Linked DNA regions of Homo sapiens: region 1 is linked to region 2. A link is a loop called in an ENCODE intact Hi-C map of the cell type or tissue named here. Cell type or tissue: left ventricle myocardium inferior. All regions are shown on one strand. Each heading gives the region's core, and the rest is flanking DNA. Links, peaks and the distances in the headings are about the cores only. Region 1 overlaps ZNF180 (zinc finger protein 180). Region 2 overlaps ZNF283 (zinc finger protein 283).

The links. Hi-C counts contacts between places; a loop is a spot of excess contacts. Peaks named below come from ENCODE experiments on the same cell type or tissue, not always from the same donor. Only the 100,000 strongest peaks of a DNase experiment are listed, where the experiment ranks them.
Region 1: a loop joins it to region 2, with 4 times the contacts of the local background. A loop is called at or near these places in 3 of 110 quality-filtered maps.

What each region holds. Positions count from the first base shown.
Region 1 is chr19:44,468,552-44,478,532 of GRCh38, reverse strand. It overlaps ZNF180 (zinc finger protein 180), which reads left to right. Exons shown (of 5, transcript NM_001278509.3): 5 at 387-4,090. The coding sequence ends at 2,131. It also overlaps the pseudogene ZNF285BP. Among named protein-coding and RNA genes, the nearest start is that of ZNF229, 25 kb to the right of the region's middle. RefSeq lists a silencer at 1,155-1,355. In left ventricle myocardium inferior, for the core only: no CTCF peak of the experiment used is centred there; no DNase peak of the experiment used is centred there.
Region 2 is chr19:43,848,776-43,858,756 of GRCh38, reverse strand. It overlaps ZNF283 (zinc finger protein 283), which reads right to left. Exons shown (of 7, transcript NM_181845.2): 7 at 6,740-9,981. Among named protein-coding and RNA genes, the nearest start is that of ZNF283, 26 kb to the right of the region's middle. In left ventricle myocardium inferior, for the core only: no CTCF peak of the experiment used is centred there; no DNase peak of the experiment used is centred there.

The DNA.
Region 1 (9,981 bases), core at 2,519-5,018, 620 kb before region 2:
CTAATCTCTTAGTGAACATCTGTGTAGCACTAAAGAGTGGAAAAGACTCTCTATACATATTGCAAAATTGGGTTGCAATTCTGTAGGTTCTATGTAGATGATCTTATTTTGGAATATGCAGGTATTTGACATCCAGAGTCTTATTTATTCAGACTAAGATTAAACCAAGATTACAATAGTTCCATTTTAATGCTCTGTTGTAATATTGGGCTGTGGTAGTTCTGTACTTAATACTTTATCTCACCCTTTTGCTTTTTCAACCTAGGTTATCGGTCAGTATTTGAAAACAAATTCATATATATTTTTCATACTTTCTTGTTAGCTTTATTCCATTTTTCCATCTCTAATATTTTTTGACTAAGATGTCTTATATTGCTTTCTTTCAGACTTGGCAACTGCAGTTGGAAAAAAAGATTCAACTTCAAAGCAGAGGATTTTTGATGAAGAACCAGCTAATGGAGTGAAGATAGAAAGGTTTACAAGGGATGATCCTTGGTTATCTTCATGTGAAGAAGTGGATGATTGTAAAGACCAGTTGGAGAAGCAACAGGAAAAACAAGAGATACTTTTGCAGGAAGTGGCATTCACTCAAAGGAAAGCAGTTATTCATGAGAGAGTCTGCAAAAGTGATGAAACTGGGGAGAAGAGTGGTCTGAATTCCAGTCTATTTTCATCCCCAGTTATACCCATAAGAAACCATTTTCATAAACATGTATCACATGCTAAAAAATGGCATCTTAATGCTGCTGTAAACAGTCATCAGAAGATTAATGAGAATGAGACACTATATGAAAATAATGAATGTGGAAAACCCCCTCAGAGCATTCACCTTATTCAGTTTACAAGAACTCAAACAAAAGATAAATCCTATGGATTTAGTGACCGTATTCAATCTTTTTGCCATGGTACACCCCTACATATACATGAAAAAATTCATGGAGGAGGAAAAACCTTTGATTTTAAAGAATGTGGGCAGGTTTTGAACCCCAAAATATCCCATAATGAACAACAGAGAATTCCTTTTGAAGAGAGTCAATATAAATGTAGTGAAACCTCTCATAGTTCCTCCCTTACTCAAAACATGAGAAATAATTCTGAAGAGAAACCTTTTGAATGTAATCAGTGTGGGAAATCCTTCAGCTGGAGCTCGCATCTTGTTGCACATCAGAGAACTCACACAGGGGAGAAACCTTATGAATGTAGTGAATGTGGAAAATCCTTCAGCCGGAGCTCGCACCTTGTTTCCCATCAGAGAACTCATACTGGAGAGAAACCTTACAGGTGTAATCAATGTGGGAAATCCTTTAGCCAGAGTTATGTCCTTGTTGTGCATCAAAGAACTCATACTGGGGAGAAGCCTTATGAATGCAATCAGTGTGGAAAGTCATTCAGGCAGAGCTATAAACTTATTGCACATCAAAGAACACATACCGGAGAGAAGCCCTATGAATGTAATCAATGTGGGAAATCATTTATCCAGAGCTATAAACTTATTGCACATCAAAGAATTCATACTGGGGAAAAACCCTATGAATGCAATCAGTGTGGGAAATCCTTTAGTCAAAGTTATAAACTTGTTGCTCATCAGAGAACTCACACAGGAGAAAAACCCTTTGAATGTAATCAGTGTGGGAAATCCTTCAGCTGGAGCTCTCAGCTTGTTGCACATCAAAGAACTCACACTGGAGAGAAACCGTATGAATGTAGTGAATGTGGAAAATCTTTTAACCGCAGTTCTCACCTTGTTATGCATCAGAGAATTCACACTGGGGAAAAACCGTATGAATGTAATCAGTGTGGGAAATCCTTCAGCCAGAGTTATGTTCTTGTTGTACATCAGAGAACTCATACTGGAGAAAAGCCCTATGAATGCAGTCAATGTGGGAAGTCCTTCAGACAGAGTTCATGCCTTACTCAACATCAGAGAACTCATACTGGAGAGAAACCATTTGAATGTAATCAGTGTGGAAAAACATTTAGCTTGAGTGCTCGACTTATTGTGCATCAAAGAACTCATACTGGAGAGAAACCCTTTACATGTATTCAGTGTGGAAAAGCTTTCATTAATAGCTATAAACTTATTAGGCATCAGGCAACTCATACTGAAGAGAAACTCTATGAATGTAACTAGTTTGTAAATCAGCTGGGATTTCTTCCTTTTTATTTCATTCTTTTAAAAAATTTATTTTAAGGTAGTACATGTAGTTGGAAGAACTACTATAAAAACAATATATGTGGGAAAACTTCCAGCCCTCTGTTAATTGTGTGTCTCAAATTTGTTCTGGAAAAGAAAGGGGGAAAGTCTATGAACGACTTTTCAACCTGGCAATTCCATATACAATGTTAAACTTGATTCTTATGACATATTCCTATGAAAATAATAAATACTGGCACTTTTCCTTGCAGAAAGCACTCAGACCTGAATCAGAGAAAATCATATGCCAAAGCCAACTGCCAGTGTTAGACCTCTTTTTCCATAAAGAGTAAATGGAATGCTAACACTAGTGGGCTTATTGAGAAAATTTAAAGGTTGCTGTAGTGTTTAGAACTTAGGCTGGAAAACCATATTTTAGTGCATCATTTTACTACATGATCTTCCAATTAGATAGCTTGTAATCTGTTCCTTACAGCACTTGCTGTTGTTACATGTGAAGATTTTATAAATTTTAGGAAAGTGTCTATGATATATAGTGAAAAGTGTGGGAAAAGAATATAGAAATAATATTCACTTCTAAAACCATTATGATAAAATATTTGTGTATGGATTAGAATAGAAAGGGATTATGGATGTATCTATTCAATTTCTCAGTTTATGTTGGGCCTTCCTTTTTGGAATGTACGCTGTTATGCTATGATAAATGATATAATGAGTAAAAATTATTCAAAGCCAAAAATGAAATACAAAGATTTCCTTCTTTGACTATTTAGGAAAGACTAAGCAACCAAATAGCAAAGATCCCTCAGGATAATGAGGTTTATGTTTGGAATAGCATGAGCAGATTACTACTTAGGACATAGATTCCTAGGAACATTCCTCATTGAAAATAAAATGGATTCCTGGAAATAGGTAACTAGAAATTTTGGCCAGAAATGGTTTCATATGAAGAACTGAGAATGCGTGGGAAGTATAGAGGGCAAGTGGGCTTATTTTCATATATGCAAAGCAATATTAAGGAACTCTATTTTCATGTTTTAGTTCTTCCCCTCATGTAGCATTGTCTCTTTCCTCTGGGATATGTTCCCTGATGTGAGAGTCCTCTGAATAGAAGGGTGCTTCCCTGGCTCAGTGCTGACCGTCTAAATTATGCTTGCAAAAATGCTTTCATGAGGCAAAGTTTTAGTTACTCTTTGATATTTAAGATTTGATTAACATGTCTTTCTGACCTTTCCCTTGAATCATGAATTTGAATCCTGTGGATGACCATATATTGAAGCCTCTGATCCCAGAAAGGTAATAAGCTGAAAGTTGAACTGAGAGACCAGATAATAGAGGTTAATACCCTTGGGATAGGAAAGAAAACTTAAAGGGTAACTGATGGGGTTATCCTTAGCAAAATTCTATCCCTATGAGATGACCCTAAGTGGAGCCATCTCTATGAGGATTAATCCAGAGATTGTTGCACACCTGGCAGTGTCAGGTCTGGGAAAACAGTTGCTGATGTTTTCATGGAGTGTGAAATACTGAAAGCTGCGGGCATCCCTTGGGGACCACTGACCCACACTTTGAAGAACCCTCAATGAGTCTGAAAGAGGTTCAGTATCTCTTGGGAAGGATGTGTTCCAGGCTCCAGGCCTAGTCTTACATGGCCAGTGGGGTTGAAAGACTGTGCCCCTGCAATGGTCTTTTCCTAAGACAGTTGAACAAAGTTCCAAGTCTGTCTGTCCTATTTTAACCATCTTTAAGAAGCACAAAGGGGATATGAGAAAAACAGATGCTGAAATGAAAATTTTAACTGATATCTTACTTATCTCACAAGTCGTGTAAAGAAAGAAATGATATGGTCGAATATTAGATTAGATGGTTTAATGATGTTTTGAGTGTTATATATGAGCTATGATGAGACCTAGAAAATAAAGTAAAAATAAAAAATATATAAGCCATGAACATTCTTCATATTCAGTGACAGTCTGCCTGCCACACCCAGGAATTACAGAGACACTCATAGACCTCACGGGATCCTCCCCTATGTCTCCCATCTCTTCACCACCAGCCCTCAGGGAGTCTCATGTCTCCCAATTACTCTCCAATCATTCCTAGATTTCTGTAACAGTCAGGCCCTGACACCCATGTAACAAGCAGAAACTCAGGGACCTCACAGGGCTCTGGCCCCATGTCTCCCAACTCTTTACTCCAGGCCCTCAGGTACTCTCCTGTGTCTCCCAGATTCTCTCAATCCCCAGCTTACTGCAACATTCAGCTTCCCAAACCCAAGTATCACCTATAGACAAAAATCTCAGGGCCCTCTTCTATCACGTCTCCCATCTCTTCACCTGCAACCCTCAGGGACTCTCCTGTGTCTCCCAGCTCCTCTCCAACCATCCCCAGATTTCTCCTTGGGTCAGCCCTGAACACACAGGAGTCACCCAGAAACTCATAGACCTCACTGTGCTCCTCCCTTATCTCTGTCACCTCTATACCACCATTCCTTAGGGCCTCATCTGTGTCTCCCAGCTATTCTCCAAGCATCCTCAGTTTTCTGCAAGAGTCACCCCTCAGCATTCAGGAGAACCCTAGAAATTCACAGAGCTCACCAGATTATTCCCCAACTACCTCCACCTACACAGCAATGGCTCCCACATACTCCCTGGGGGCCCCACACCTATCTTCCTTTACACTCAGAGACTCCCAGGGCCTCACAGTCACTCCCCATTATCATCATTCAGCTGTAAGTCCTTGCAAATCTCCTGGCCAACGTGATGCATTTACCTGCCCATTTCTCCACATTCCTGCTCAGGGTCCCACACCTAGCCGCAGAAGAGCCCCTTCCGCATTCCAGCCTCAAATACAGGCTTGTCCTTCTACTTCATACTGCCACACACTTGCCGGCAGAAGAGGCGCGTCTAATGGCCGACATCACCACCCAGGCAATCATCACCCCTCAGCTGTGCAGCGGGACCCTCCTGCCTGCCGATGTGGCTGCCGGCGCCTGTGCCAGCGCGAACCCCCAGCCTGTCATGCTGACCTCATCGATGGCAGCGTCCCTGTCTTTTGCTCCCCCAGCCCTCCCAAAGGCTGAGTTAGCCTCTATCATCTGGAATACAGTGTGGCTTCTGTTTTCCTAATTGAACCCTGACTTACTACCTTTATAATGTTTCTCTCTGCTTATGTAGTCTTTGATGAGTCAGAAGGTCCTTGCCACGCTCACAATGTGTGTACTGTGTCTCATCTATATGCACTCTCTGATGGGCAAGGAGGTATGAATTACGACTGAAGCCCTTACCACATGCCTTACACTTATAGGGCCTCTCTCCTGTGTGGACTCTGAGGTGAACACGAAGATCTGAATTCCGACTGAAGTCTTTACCACACTCATCACATTTATATGGTTTCTCTCTGGTGTGATCTCTTTGATGTAAGTGAAAATATGAACTGTAACTAAAGCACTTTCCACACACTTTGCATTTATATGGTTTTTCTCGAGTGTGAACTCAGATGAGTGTGAAGAACAGAGCTATACACAAAATCCTTTCCACACACATTGCATTTGTATGGTTTCTCCCCTGTGTGGACTCTCTGGTGAATGTGAAGGTGTGTACTTTGGCTGAAGCCCTTTCCACACTCATCACACCTATAAGGTTTCTCCCCTGTGTGAAACCTCCAGTGGACTTGAAGAACGGAGCTTGAACTAAAGCACTTGCCACACTCACTGCATTTGTAGGGCTTCTCTCCAGCGTGGACTCTCTGATGGACAAGAAGGTTGGAGCTCTGATCAAAGCCCTTCCCACACTCTTCACTTTTATAGGGCTTTTCCCTGTGTGTACTCCCTGATGAATACAAAGAAGTGACCTAAATCCAAACCCTTTCCCACATGCATCACATTTGTAGGGCATCTCCCTTGTGTGGACTCCATGATGGTTATAAAGGAAGGAGTTGCACCTGAAGCCCTTGCCACATTCTTTACATTTGTAGGGTTTGTTTCCTGAAGGGACTTTCTGATATCTGGGAAGGTCTGAGCTCTGTTTGCAGCCCATAGGCCATTCGTGGAATTCATAGGGAGTCTCGCCAGAGTGAGTTTTACAATGAACGATAAGATCTTGGCTCTGACTAAAGTTCTTTCCATACTGGTCACATTTATAAGATTTTTCTCCTAGGTGAGTGCTGTGATGGACATGAGGATCTGTATCATCTGCAAAGGGCACCCCACAGTTATTACATGTGAAAGGCTGTGGTAATACATGGACTGCATTATGTTGTTCAACTGTTGATTTCATACCAAAGTTTTTCCTGCAGTTGGGATGTCTACCAGGGTCCTCTCCTTTACATTCTTGGGACTCATGATGATCATGTGAGGTCCAGTTGAGGCTGTCATCATGCTGAGCACGTCTGTACAATTTCTCTTCCATGTAAATTCCCTTATATCTTCCCTGAGAGTTCTGGGGCTCGGTCATTATGTTGGCTTTCCTCCACGATTCTGGGGTAAGAACCTGTGTCAGGCTTTGCCATGCTGTGATATCCTGATTTTTGATAATGACATTTGCTACATAGTTTTCATTTTCAGAAATCTGAAGAGACTTGCCTGCTCACTCTTCACAGAGGGAAACATTTTTAAATGTGGGGAACACTCTTCTTGAAGGTTCATGATATAATCCTGACTCCCAGTTAAATCCTGGATCCTTTGTTTCGAAATCTGCCAGCAATGAAGCACTTCTTGTAAAAGGTAATTCAACCCCTTTTCCTGAAGATTCAAAATGTTGTTTTTAATCCCATCTCTTATGAGAAGAAAGAGAATGTGGCTAAGAGACCAAGTCAATCATCTGTCCAGAGGTTTTGAGAAAACGAAATATGATGGGGTGGGAAGTTGTCCCTGGCTTCTATTGACATATGAAACAATTAGAGCCACGGTAATTCTAACCTGTGAGCTGCCAATTGGAAATCAAGTGTTGTAGGGAAATTAAAAGAAATCTTGGCCAGGTGCAGTGGCTCATGCCTGTAATAGCAACACTTTGAGAGGCTGAGGTGGGAGGATCACTCAAGCCCAGGAGATCAAGACCAGGCTGGGCAATATGATGAGATCCCATCTCTACAAAAAAATTAAAAATTGGCTCAGTTTTGCCTATGATCCCAGCCACTTGGAAATCTGAGGTTGGAGGATTGCTTAATCCTGGGAGGCAGAGGTTGCAGTGAGCCAAGATTGTGCCACTGCATTCCAGCCTGGGTGACAGAGCAAGACCTTTCCACCCCTACTCTGCAAAAAAGAAAAAAAAGGAAATCTTAGGAAAAATTTATGAAGGAAGAAATTCACCTCCCTGCTATAAGAGTAGTCGATAAAAAGCCTTTAATAATCTTGCTACAAAAGGTATGGGAAAGGCTCCCATTTTATGTAGTGTGTGTGTGTATATAAATAATACATATTGATGGAGTGTTTTTTATATGTTGGGCAGAGTAAGGGACACAAAGGGTCACAAGAGGTTTCAGAAACAAGCAACAAGTCCTATCTCCTGATGGCTTCCCTTCCTTCACATCACTGTCATATGGAGGACTATCATGTATGTTTGTGTACAACCTGCACAACTGTACATGGTGAGCCTAAAGGGGATGGGGATAAAAAGGCAATGGGGATTGAAATGGGGTAAACATTGTGAAATATGGTCCTGGCGTTGTGCGGGGATGCGTATGTAAACCTCTGAGACAAGCTTTAAGAGACATCCTTTTTATTTTCCCCAAGGTTCTTTGTCTTCATGAAAAGATAGAGACCACTCAGATCCTACAATCCATTTCCTTAAGTTCTGCCCTTTTAAGTTGTTGCAGAATCTCAAACAGCCATGACTATGAAAATGGGGAACAGATACTGTGGCACTGTCAATGGCCTGGCACCCAGGGAAGCAAGACTGTGGTATATAACAAACAGGGGGCTGAGGCAGAAGAGGACGATCATATTCTTGGGATCCTAAGATGGGTTTCAAAATGGCATGAATATCATGGTCAAGTCCCACTGGATACTGCTTCTGGTTCAAGGTCCTTTCTGGGTTGTTTTATTGAAAGTGACTTTAGTTTATAAGATAGTATCAGGGAAAGGGAGACCACGAGCTGCCCTGAATAGGGTTTAAGCAGTGGTTTCCCAATTGTTTTGATTGTAACCCACAGTAAAATCAGCATTGTGACTCAGTAGGAATAGGCACAAACATCAACACAGACTGCTCACTAAAACTTGCTCAGCTGATAGTTACATACTGTGTGCAATGTACTTTGATAAATTCTTTTGTTTTCTGTTCTATTAATCTATTTTGCTTTTTAAAAATTGCTAGTTATGACACAGTAATTTGATTTCAGGACTCACCAAGAGGGTTTTATCCTGCAGTTTGAGAAACAACTGCAGAGATATGCAGATTTATGCAAAAGGTCCTGTGTCTACAGTTTACGCTTTGGTTTCATGAGGTTATTTATTAAAATCACAGGACCTAGGACCAGATTAGGAGGGTTCAAATCCTAGTTCTTCTTATAAGCTGTGTGATTGTGGGCAAGTTATTAATTCTGTGACTCAGTTGTTTCATCCATTGATATGGCTTGGCTGTGTCCCTACCCAAATCTCTTCTCGAATTGTAACTCCCATAATTCCTATATGTTGTGTCTCATAATTCCCACATGTCAGAGCCCCCACACACAGTGCCTACCAGGGCACTGCCTAGTGGAGCTGTGAGAAGAGGGCCACTGTCCTTCAGACCCCAGAATGCTAGATCCACCGACAGCTTGCACCATGTGCCTGGAAAAGCCACAGACACTCAACAGCAGCCCATGAAAGCAGCCAGAAGGGAGGTTATACTCTGCAGAGCCACAGGGGCGGAGCCGCCCAAGACCATGGAAACCCAACATCAGCGTGATCAGGATGCAAGACATGGAGTCAAAGGAGATCATTTTTGAGCTTTAAGATTTGACTGCCCTGCTGGATTTCAGACTTGCATGGGGCCTGTAGCCCATTTGTTTTGGCCAATTTCTCCCATTTGGAACAGCTGTATTTACACAATGCCTGTACCTGCACTGTAGCTAGGAAGTAACTACCTTGCTTTTGATTTTACAGGTTCATAGGTGGAAGAGACTTGGCTTGTCTCAGTTGAGACACTGGACTGTGGACTTTTGAGTTAATGCTGAACTGAGTTAAAACTTTGGGGGACTGTTGGGAGGCATGATTGGTTTTGAAATGTGAGGGCATGAGATTTGGGAGGGTCTGGGGCGGATGATATGGTTTGGCTGTGTCTCCACCCAAATCTCATCTTGAATTGTAACTCCCACAATTCCCATGTGTCATGGGTGGAACCCAGTGGGAAGTGACTGAATTATGGGGGTGGGTCTTTCCTGTGTTGTTCTCATGACAGTGAATGAGTCTCATGAGATCTGATGGTTTTAGAAAGGGGAGTTTCCCTGCACAAGCTCTCTTCTCTTGTCTGCCACCATGTGAGACGTGCCTTTCACCTCCGCTATCATTGTGAGTCATCTCCAGCCACGTGGAACTGTAAGTCCGTTAAACCTTCATATTTTGTAAATTGCCCAGTCTTGGATATGTCTTTATCAGCAGTGTGAAAACAGAGTAATACATCCATAAAAGGGGGATAATAACATCAACTATCTGTATTAGTCTGTTCTCACGTTGCTAATAAAGACATACCTGAGATTGGGTAATTTATAAATGAAAGAGGCTTAATTGACTTACAGTTCCATATGGCTGGGGAGGCCTCACAATCATGGTGGAAGGCAAAGGAAGAGCAAAGGGACGTTTTACATGGTGGCAGGCAAAGAGAAATCTTGTGCAGAACACCCATTTATAA
Region 2 (9,981 bases), core at 2,539-5,038:
TTTTATATATTCTTTGTTCCTTACTTCTTCTCTTATTATTTTTGCTTGGGTGGTATTCTGCAGTGATAAGGTTTGATTCCTTTCTCTTCTTGTGCATTGGCTCTACCAGTGAGTTTTATAGTTTTGCATGTTTTCAAGATGGTGTTTATAGGTTTCCAGCTATTATTTCTTTTAATTTCTGCCATCTATGAATAAATCAGCTATTATTTCATTAAATATGTTTCCCTCAACTTTCTCCTTCTGGAATGCCCATAATGTGAATATTTGTTCACTGAATAGTGTGCCACAAATCCTGTAAGGTTTTTTCATTCTTTTTTCTTTTTTTGTCTGCCTATGTTATTTCAAACAGCCTGTCTTCAAGTTCAGAAATTCTTTCTTCTGCTTGGCCTAGTCTGTTTTTGAAGCACTTGACTGTATTTTTTATTTTATTCATTGAATTCTTCAGCTCTAAATTTTGTTTGGTTCTTTTTTATGATGTTTCTCTCTTTGTTGAATTTCTCATTCAAATCGTAAATTGTTGCCCTGATTTTGTTGAATTATCTATCCGTGTTCTCTTGTACCTTGTTGAATTTTCTTATAATCATTATTTTGAACTTTTGTTCTGGCATTTCATATATTTCCTTATGATTGGGGTCTATTATTAAAGAATTATTGTGTTTCTTTGGAGGTGTTACGTTTTCTTGCATTTTCATGTTTGATGTTTCCCTATGTTGATTTCTAGTCATCTAGTGAAACTCACATCTTCCAATATTTTGGAGTAGGTTTTATAGGGAAAGACTTATCTGCTTGGACTCAAGCACATTACATTTATTGTGCACTTTATTTCTATTATTGTTACATTAGAATATATAATTAAATTATTATACAACTCATTATTTTGTAGAATCAGTGGGAGCCCTGAGCTTGATTTCCTGCAAATAGGCAGTCCCATCTGGGGGTGATGGGAGACACTGACAGATCATCAGGCATTAGATTCTCATAAGGAATGCACAACCTAGAACTCTTGCATGCACAGTTCACAATAGGGTTCATGCTACTATGGCAATCTAATGCCTCCACTGATCTGACAGAAGGGGGACCTTAGTCAGTAATGTGAGTGATGAGGAGTGGCTGTAAATACAAATGAACTTTGCTCGCTCTCCTACTGCTCACCTCCTGCTGTGTGGCCCAGTTCCTAACAGACCAGTATGAGTCTGTGGCCCGGGGGTTGGGGACCCCTGCTTTAAAGCAAGAAAAAGAGGGCCAGGCATAGCAGCTCATGCGTGTAATCCCAACACTTTGGGAGGCTGAGGCAGGAGGATCACTTGAACCTAGGAGTTTGAGACTAGTCCAGGCAACATAGGGAGACCCTGTCTCTACAAAAAGTTTAAAAACCAGCCAGCCATGGTGGCCTGTGCCTGCAGTCCCAGCTACTCAGGAGGCTGAGGTGGAAGGACCAAAGGAACCCAGGAGTTTCAGGCTGCAGTGAGCTATGATCATACCCCTGCACTCCAGCCTGGGCAATAGAGAAAGACCCTATTCAAAAAAATATATAAATAAAGCCAGAGAAAGAAAATACATAAAAAGAACACGATAAAATTAACATTTTAGATAATATGATAGTAAGCCAAGAAAACACCAAAAAATCATCAGATAAATTATTAGAACTAATATAAGAATTCAGAAAAGGTATGGACTCAGGGCTTTTGCCCATGCCTTTTGGATGCCACTTATAGTCTTGGCAAGCCAGATCTGGAGGTCTGTGGGAATCCCTTATACAGAACTTACAGGCAGTGCCTTAACCATGCTGCATGTTTTCACTCATATAATACCCTCCACAGTGCTACGACATGGTTATGCTATTGTTATATCTCTATTACAGATACTAAAGATTAAGTGACTTGAGATTAAGACATTAAGTAAACTACTAGTAAGTGGTGGAGGTTTAGTCTCTGAGACAATGCCCTCAACCTCTGCATTATTTTGTGTGGTGTGAGTTCCAGAATCAAAGAATAAGGGTTGATTCCTTCACACTACATTCAAATTACCAGAAGTCAATTAAATCCAGGAAGTCATATTATTCCAAATTGCATCCTTATAAATATTAGCTTCCTCAGTGCATTTAACTCTACTTTAGTCCTCACATATTTTCCTTCCCTAAATATGAGAAACTCATACTATTCAGAGCCTTGAGTTTTATTCTCTAAAGGAGGCAGCAGTACTCCACCTCTATTTAGAGTCTAAATATGAATCAATCCATTTTCACTTTTATTCCTTCAACAAATATTTGAGCATCTTCTCTGAGCCATACATTTCTCTAGATATTGGAGATACAATGATAGCAAGAGAAGCATATCCCCTGATCCTGTGGAACTTATGTCCAAGAGTGTAGACAATCAACATGGGGACAAATAATGTCACTTTCTTTGACACATTATTTAAAATCAAAGAATGCCTGGCCGGGCGTGGTGGCTCACGCCTGTAATCCCAGTACTTTGGGAGGCTGAGGTAGGTGATCACTTGAGGTCAGGAGTTCGAGACCAGCCTGAGCAACATAGTGAAACCCCATTTCTACTAAAAATACAAACATTAGCTGGACGTGGTGGCACATGCTTGTAATCTCAGCTACTCAGGAGGCTGAGGCAGGAAAATTGCTTGAACTCGGGAAACAGAGGTTGCAGTGAGCCAAGATCATGCCACTACACTCCGACACGGGTGACAGAGCAAGACTCCCTCTCAAAAAATAAAATAAATAAATACATAAATAAAATCAAAGAATGTCACTTAGTGTTTGGTGAAATGAGGAAATTTTTAAAAATAATCTGAAAGAGTGTGACTGACAGAAGGGTGGGGCTAGTCAAGTGGGTGGTCAAGAAAGACCTGTTCAATCAGGTGGCATTTGGGCAGAGACCTGAATTACAAGAAGCCTGTGAAGAATAAACTATTCTCAATGACATCATTAATTATTGCTCAGTTGCCCCCCACAGTGGAATGTGTTGACTCACAGTCATGCCAGTAATGTTGGTATGAATCTGGTGGCTTAGAATATTTGCCCACAATTCTTCCCTTACTCTCCACCCTTGGCAGAGCTCATCCCTGCCCCATTGGTGTTGGGCTTGGCCATGTGTCTAGTCAACAGAATTTGGGTGGATTACAATGGATATAGATACTTTAAATATGCTTTGGCTCAGCCTCTTGTGTTTCTGCCATCTACTATGAAAAGAACATGCCTAGGAACCTGCTGGCCAAGAATAGGGAGACACCAAAAACAGAAGGGTAGAATAAAATCCTTTCAACCACGTGAATTATTTCCAAGTCACCTCTTCAAAGAAAGCAAGTGGAAGGGGTTTTCCACCAGAATGAATGAGTAGAAAACAAGAAATTCAGTAGAGGAGAGAGGTGAAGAGAATCCCAGTGGTGATGGTGGTAGAGGCCACAATATCTCTTGTGCACCAGGCAGAGATCTGGGCAAACAGTCCGGAATGAACCATATTTTTTAAATGTGGCCAAGGACACTGCAGACCCTTCCTCCACAGTAAACACTTGGGTATAGTGAAAATAAATTGAACCAAAATTTTTATTGATGAAATCCATAATGACACTGGTATATGACTAACACTGAATTATGAGATAGTAAAGGAATACTTTCAAATCTTGAATGTCTACTCTAAGGCAATGTACTCTGCTATTTACATGGACTATCTGCTCAAGAACACAGAAGAGGCTGGAAAGTGTAGTTGTCTCTGAAAAGGGTGATTTTAAAGCTTCAGAAAAGGTGAGAGATAAGATTTTTATTTCTTTTGAATTTAGTGCTATGTATGTGTGCTGTAAAAATGAACTGAGGCCAGGTACAGTGGCTCACACCTGTAATCCCAGCACTTTGGGAGGTGGAGGCAGGCAGATCACTTGAGGCCAGGTGTTCAAGACCAGCCTGGCCTACGTGGCGAAACCCTGTCTCTACTAAAAATACAAAAATTAGCTGGGCACGGTGGTACACGCCTGTAGTCCCAGCTACTCGGGAGGCTGAGGCAGGAGAATCGCTTGAACCCGGGAGGCAGAGGTTGCAGTGAGATCACACCACTGTACTCCAGCCTGGGTGACAGAGAGAGACTCTGTCTCAAATTTTAAAAAATGAATTGAGTAAATATGTTCACCCAAATTCCAATTACACCTTGGTTTCATTTCCACATTGTAAATCTTGGCCTTCTCAGTCTTCAGGTTAACTAACAGAATTCTAGAAATTAAGAGTAGGCTCCTCTGAGTCTGGAAGAAAAAATACTTAACAAGGTTAGACCAAAAATATTTTCCCTGTCCCCTACATCTACAAACAATCAGATAATATTCTATATCATAAAAAATTCCTAGTAAATGTTCTAACAATATAGACTTTATATTTCAGAATTTCTGCTTTTAAAAATTAACATTAATCTCAAAAAGGTGAAATTATGTTTGTGGTCTTAATATATACATTAAATTATCTGTATTATGAAATTTATACATATTTGTAATTTTACTTTTTAAAATAAAGGATCACTTGTTATGTCTCATACATAAAAAGCTAATGAAACTTAAGAGTCTGATTTTTTATTTAACTAAAACCTTTGAGAGTCTATGGCTAATTTAAAGTAATACCAATGATTATTTCAGGAATTACATATAACCCATTTTAGCAACTAAAAGCAGATGTACGCTGCTGGCCAATGGGAAATGTTTCCTTGCTCCTGTCACGGGAGATGCTCTCCCTTATTATTTTCTGTGGATGTTGTCATGTCTGTTTGTAATATCTGGAAACCTGCCAGCCATCATGGTGCCAGCCAACACTGGGGAGTGCAGAGTGGAAAATGGAAGAGAAACTGAGCCTCTGAAAATTTAATTTTGCGGCCGGGCGCAGTGGCTCACGCCTGTAATCCCAGCACTTTGGGAGGCCAAGGCGGGCGGATCACGAGGTCAGGAGATCAGACCATCCTGGCTGACACGGTGAAACCCCGTCTCTACTAAAAATACAAAAAAAATTAGCCGGGCGCGGTGGCGGGCCCCTGTACTCCCAGCTGCTCGGGAGGCCGAGGCAGGAGAATGGCGTGAACCCAGGAGGTGGAGCTTGCAGTGAGCCGAGATAGTGCCACTGCAGTCCGGCCTGGGTGAAAGAGCGAGACTCTGTCTCAAAAAGAAAAAGAAAAAAAAAAAAAGAAATTTAATTTTGCTGATGAATCAAAAATATCTGGAGCCCACTGTCCCTCTGAAAGCATGTTATATCATTCAATATACTTCCTCATTGTTCTAGCCAATGTGGTATTTTTTTTTTTTGAGATGGAGTCTCGCTCTGTCACCAGGCTGGAGTGCAGTGGCACGTTCTTGGCTCACTGCAAGCTCCGCCTCCTGGGTTCACGCCATTCTCCTGCCTCAGCCTCCCGAGTAGCTGTGACTAAAGGCGCACGCCACCACGCCTGGCTAATGTTTTTGGGTTTTATTTATTTATTTATTTTTTTTTTAATTTTTAGTAGAGACGGGGTTTCACTGTGTTAGCCAGGATGGTCTCAGTCTCCTGACCTTGTGATCCACCCGCCTTGGCCTCCCGAAGTGCTGGGATTACAGGCGTGAGCCACCGCGCCTGGCCCCAGTGTGGTATTTTAATTTCTGCTGAGTGTATCCTAACTGAATCAAACAACTAAGGGTCATGGTTCATACTGGGAACTGGAGATGCAGAGATAAAGCTGATTCCATCACAGTCATCAAAACCAGCTCACTGGTGGGGAATACACACACACACACACACACACACACACACACACACACACACACAGAGAGAATGTCATGGCCTAGGTGTTAATTGTTGTCCTGCAAACTGAACAGAGGCTCTGTAAAAAACAGACACATCGAATGCATCCAATGCCCGGAGCAAGGAGCGAAGAGAAATTGCAAGAATATACAAATAGGCAGCAATCAGAAAATGGAAAATTAAACCACAATTATCAACAATCAAATGCCACTATATTACCTATGAGAGTAATGAAAATATTCTTTAAACTGATGATGTCAAGTATTTTCAAAGATGTGGAGAAAGCAGAACATTGATATACTGCTGGTGAGAGTATAAGACGGTTCATTTGTTTGGAAAACTGTTCAGAAGAATTTAAACTTACTAAAAAGTTGAACAGATGTGTATCCATGACCACACCCCAGCAATTCCACTCCCAGTATATACAGAAAGAAATGTGTACACGTGTGCTCCAAAAGACATGTACAAGTATGATCATAACAGCCCTATAAGGAAGTTCTGACTTCCCAACACATTATTCTTAAGAGCACATAATGAAGGATTTTAGGGGCCATGCTGGGATGCGTCTTTTATGCGGATCTTGGCTAGTACTACATGGCTATGAAGGCTCCTTAAAGGAACTGTGCTAACACTCAATAAATCTGTTATGTCTGAAGTAGGAATTAAAAGACAAAAAAAAATGCAACAGATGGAACTAGAAAAGTGGTCAAGGATCAAACAAAATAACCTAATAGGATCATACAATATTAAAAAACAGGCTATTGCAATACCAAAACAAACAAAAATACAATAAAAAAGAAAACTATTATATAATCTCACTCATGAGATGCAAAAATACTAAATAAAATGGCAAAATGAAATCAAGCAATGCATCAGAAGGATACTATGACTAACCTGGAATATCCAGGAATGGGAAAAAGTCAGTGAATCTATCAGAATAAATTATCACATGAACAAATTAAATACTATAGAAGTGCAGAAAAAGATAGTGAAACGGCATTTAATAAAACTCAGGAGGCACCACTACTTAGCTACAACAAAGATTTTCACTCATAACTGAGACCATGATGCTGCCATTCCATCATAGCTAACAACCAGACATGGTGACTGAAATTCTCTTTTGGTTATAGCAGCAGTTCCCAATGCAATTTCACCCACCTACAAAGATAATAGGTCATGGGAATAAGTATTTCAACAGTGAAGTTTGCCATACACCAGTTTAAACAAAGTTCAACCATTTTCTTCACTAGAATACTCCTTAGTCTTTTTTTATTTTTATTTTTTTGAGACGGAGTCTCGCTCTGTCGCCCAGGCTGGAGTGCAGTGGCGCAATCTCGGCTCACTGCAAGCTCTGCCTCCCGGGTTCACGCCATTCTCCTGCCTCAGCCTCCCCGAGTAGCTGGGACCACAGGCGCCCGCCACCACGCCCGGCTAATTTTTTCTATTTTTAGTAGAGACGGGGTTTCACCGTGTTAGCCAGGATGGTCTTGATCTCCTGACCTCGTGATCCGCCCGCCTCGGCTTCCCAAAGTTCTGGGATTACAGGCATGAGCCACCGCGCCCGGCCGTCTTTTTTTTTTTTTCACTTCTCTTTAGTCTTTTGATAAGCTGGTGAGGTGCTTTTGCTTGTTCCTTAGGAGGGGATTTAGTAGATGCTACTTTATAAGCTTCTTTAACTGTAAAATCCTCCTTCATTGTCAAGTACTAGTAAGCACTGGTGATTCCTTGAGATATAATTTCAGAAATGTTGGGATAAGGCACCATGTCTACATTTCTTGGTTAACAGGCAAATGTGGCACCCAGAGGGAGTGGCATAATAGCCAGTTACCAATAATATATCCTGTTAAAACTCCCAAAGTACTCTGCTTTGTGTTACAGTTGATTATTAAGAGTGCAACTGTTGGCTTTTTATGCCTTTGAAAAAGTGCAATCATGTAGAATGATGATCACTAGATGGTGAATGACTGACTGAACAGTGATATTACGAATCCCCTATGTGCACAAAATAGAGAGGTCAGGTGTAGACCTATGACAAGGAACCACAGACATTTAGTTATCAATGCATTAGTTCTGATGGAACTGACATTATTTTCAAAAAGAAATAATTTTTAAAAGGGTCGATTTCTAACTGTGTGAGTATATAAACACACACTCTATTTCTTCATAACTAACCTGCCTTGATGCTAGCACTAAATCATGACAGGCACCTGGTTGAAAGTGGTTGCAAGAAGCCATCAATTTTAAGATGCATTGTGATTTCCAAATAGTAAAATATAGCCAGGCGCAGTGTCTCACACCTGTAATCCCAACACTTTGGGAGGCTGAGGCAGGTGCAGGAGTTCAAGATCAGCCTGGACCAACATGGCAAAACCCCATCTCTACTAAAAATACAAGAATTAGCCAGTATGGTGGTGCACACCTGTGTATCCAGCTACTTGGGAGGCTGAGGCACGAGAATCACTTGAACCCGAGAGGTGCAGGTTGCAGTGAGCCGAAATCACACCACTGCACTCCAGCCTTGGTGACAGAAAGAGAGATCCTGTCCCAAAAAAAAAAAAAAGTAAAATACATACCATATGATCACACATTTCCAAAGATCATTGATCAAGGCTGACCAATCCTATTAGGTATATAATGGATCTTTATAACAGACAACTCCAGTAGTTACCATAAGTGATCAAACTTGGCACTGGTGATACTGGGGGAAATGGATACTATCTGCTTCTGAGGTATTGCAAGATGAAGTACACATCACCATCTATGAAGTGTTCTGGTAAAAAATGTTTAAGCCTCTATTTCCAACTTCATGTTACGAGAAATGTGAAGGAGAGGCCCATATCAAATTTCACCATGAGGAATGAAACTAATGTGTGACATTCTATAAAACAGCTTTCCTAAACTCTTCAAAAGTCTGGATTTTTTCAAGTCTCATTTTTTTAGCTCAGCTTAAGGGATAAACTCTGAATTAAAATCCCCTCAAATTCTTTATACTGTACTAGATCTTATCCAGAATGAACTATCTGAAATTCAAATGGATGAGTGGTTATGGGAAGCTTTTCTGAATTCATTCCTCAAAACGGTTGTGCCTCTCCTAAGAATTCACCAGTAGTAATACTAATAATAAAGACAATATGAACAATAGCTAATATGTATTAAGCATAGGCTACATACCAGATACTCTTCCAAGGATATGATGCATACTAAATCCATCTAATCTCTGTAACAGCATTATTAGTTACCATCAGCATTTGAAACATCATGTCCAGAAGAGATAAGCATTTTGCTCACCATCCTACAGGTAGTATGGAGGTGAAATGGTGATGACAGTATGGTATTTGCCATGGATAAGGGTTTTCCTACATTTGTTACATTAACAGAGTTACTCTCTAGGATGAACTTACTGAAGTTTAACAAAGACTGAATAGTGTTGGAAGGCTTCTGCACATTTAACATATCTGGTATAAATTATCTTATGCTGTTACAGGCATTAGAAAATTTTGATTCCCTCATTTGCCAAATCTTGCTATAGTATGAATATTCTGCTATTCTAATCAGAGAGGTGCAAGTGAAGAATTTCTTATTTAAATTGTCACTTGTCTCATGTCTTGAAAAGTGTGAGTCTTGTCTCAAATTATTTCTGGGAAAGAACAAACTTTGTTTTCAATTCTCAATCATTTATGGACTGATAATTTTGTAAAACAGAATGTTATGGAAATGTCAAATTGCTATAAAAGTTCCAAATATTTACTCACTTTCCACGTTTATCTCACAATTGACAGATGACAATTTTATGACTGCACCAGTCTCTGGATAATAATTTGGGTAGCATTTGTCTAAAGGCCTTCCTATAATTCTAATTCAAATGATTTCTCATTTGGATGAATTCTCTGATGTACTCTAAGATATTTACTGTGTCTATAAGCCTTCCCAAATTCCTTATGTGCATAGGATTACACAGCAGTATGAATTCTCTGATGTGCAGCAAGAACTGAATTAAGTTTAGGTCCTTCCCACATTCCTCCTATTTAAACTCTTTTTAACAAATACCAATTATTTGATGTTAATCAGACCTTATGTCATGAATGAAGATCTTCACACATTCCTTACATTTAAATGATTTTACATCAGTATAAATTGATATCCAATAAGACTGTACAGAAGTCTAAAGGCCTTTTCATATTAATTATATTCAAAATATTTCTCACTAGTATGAATTGCTGGATAGC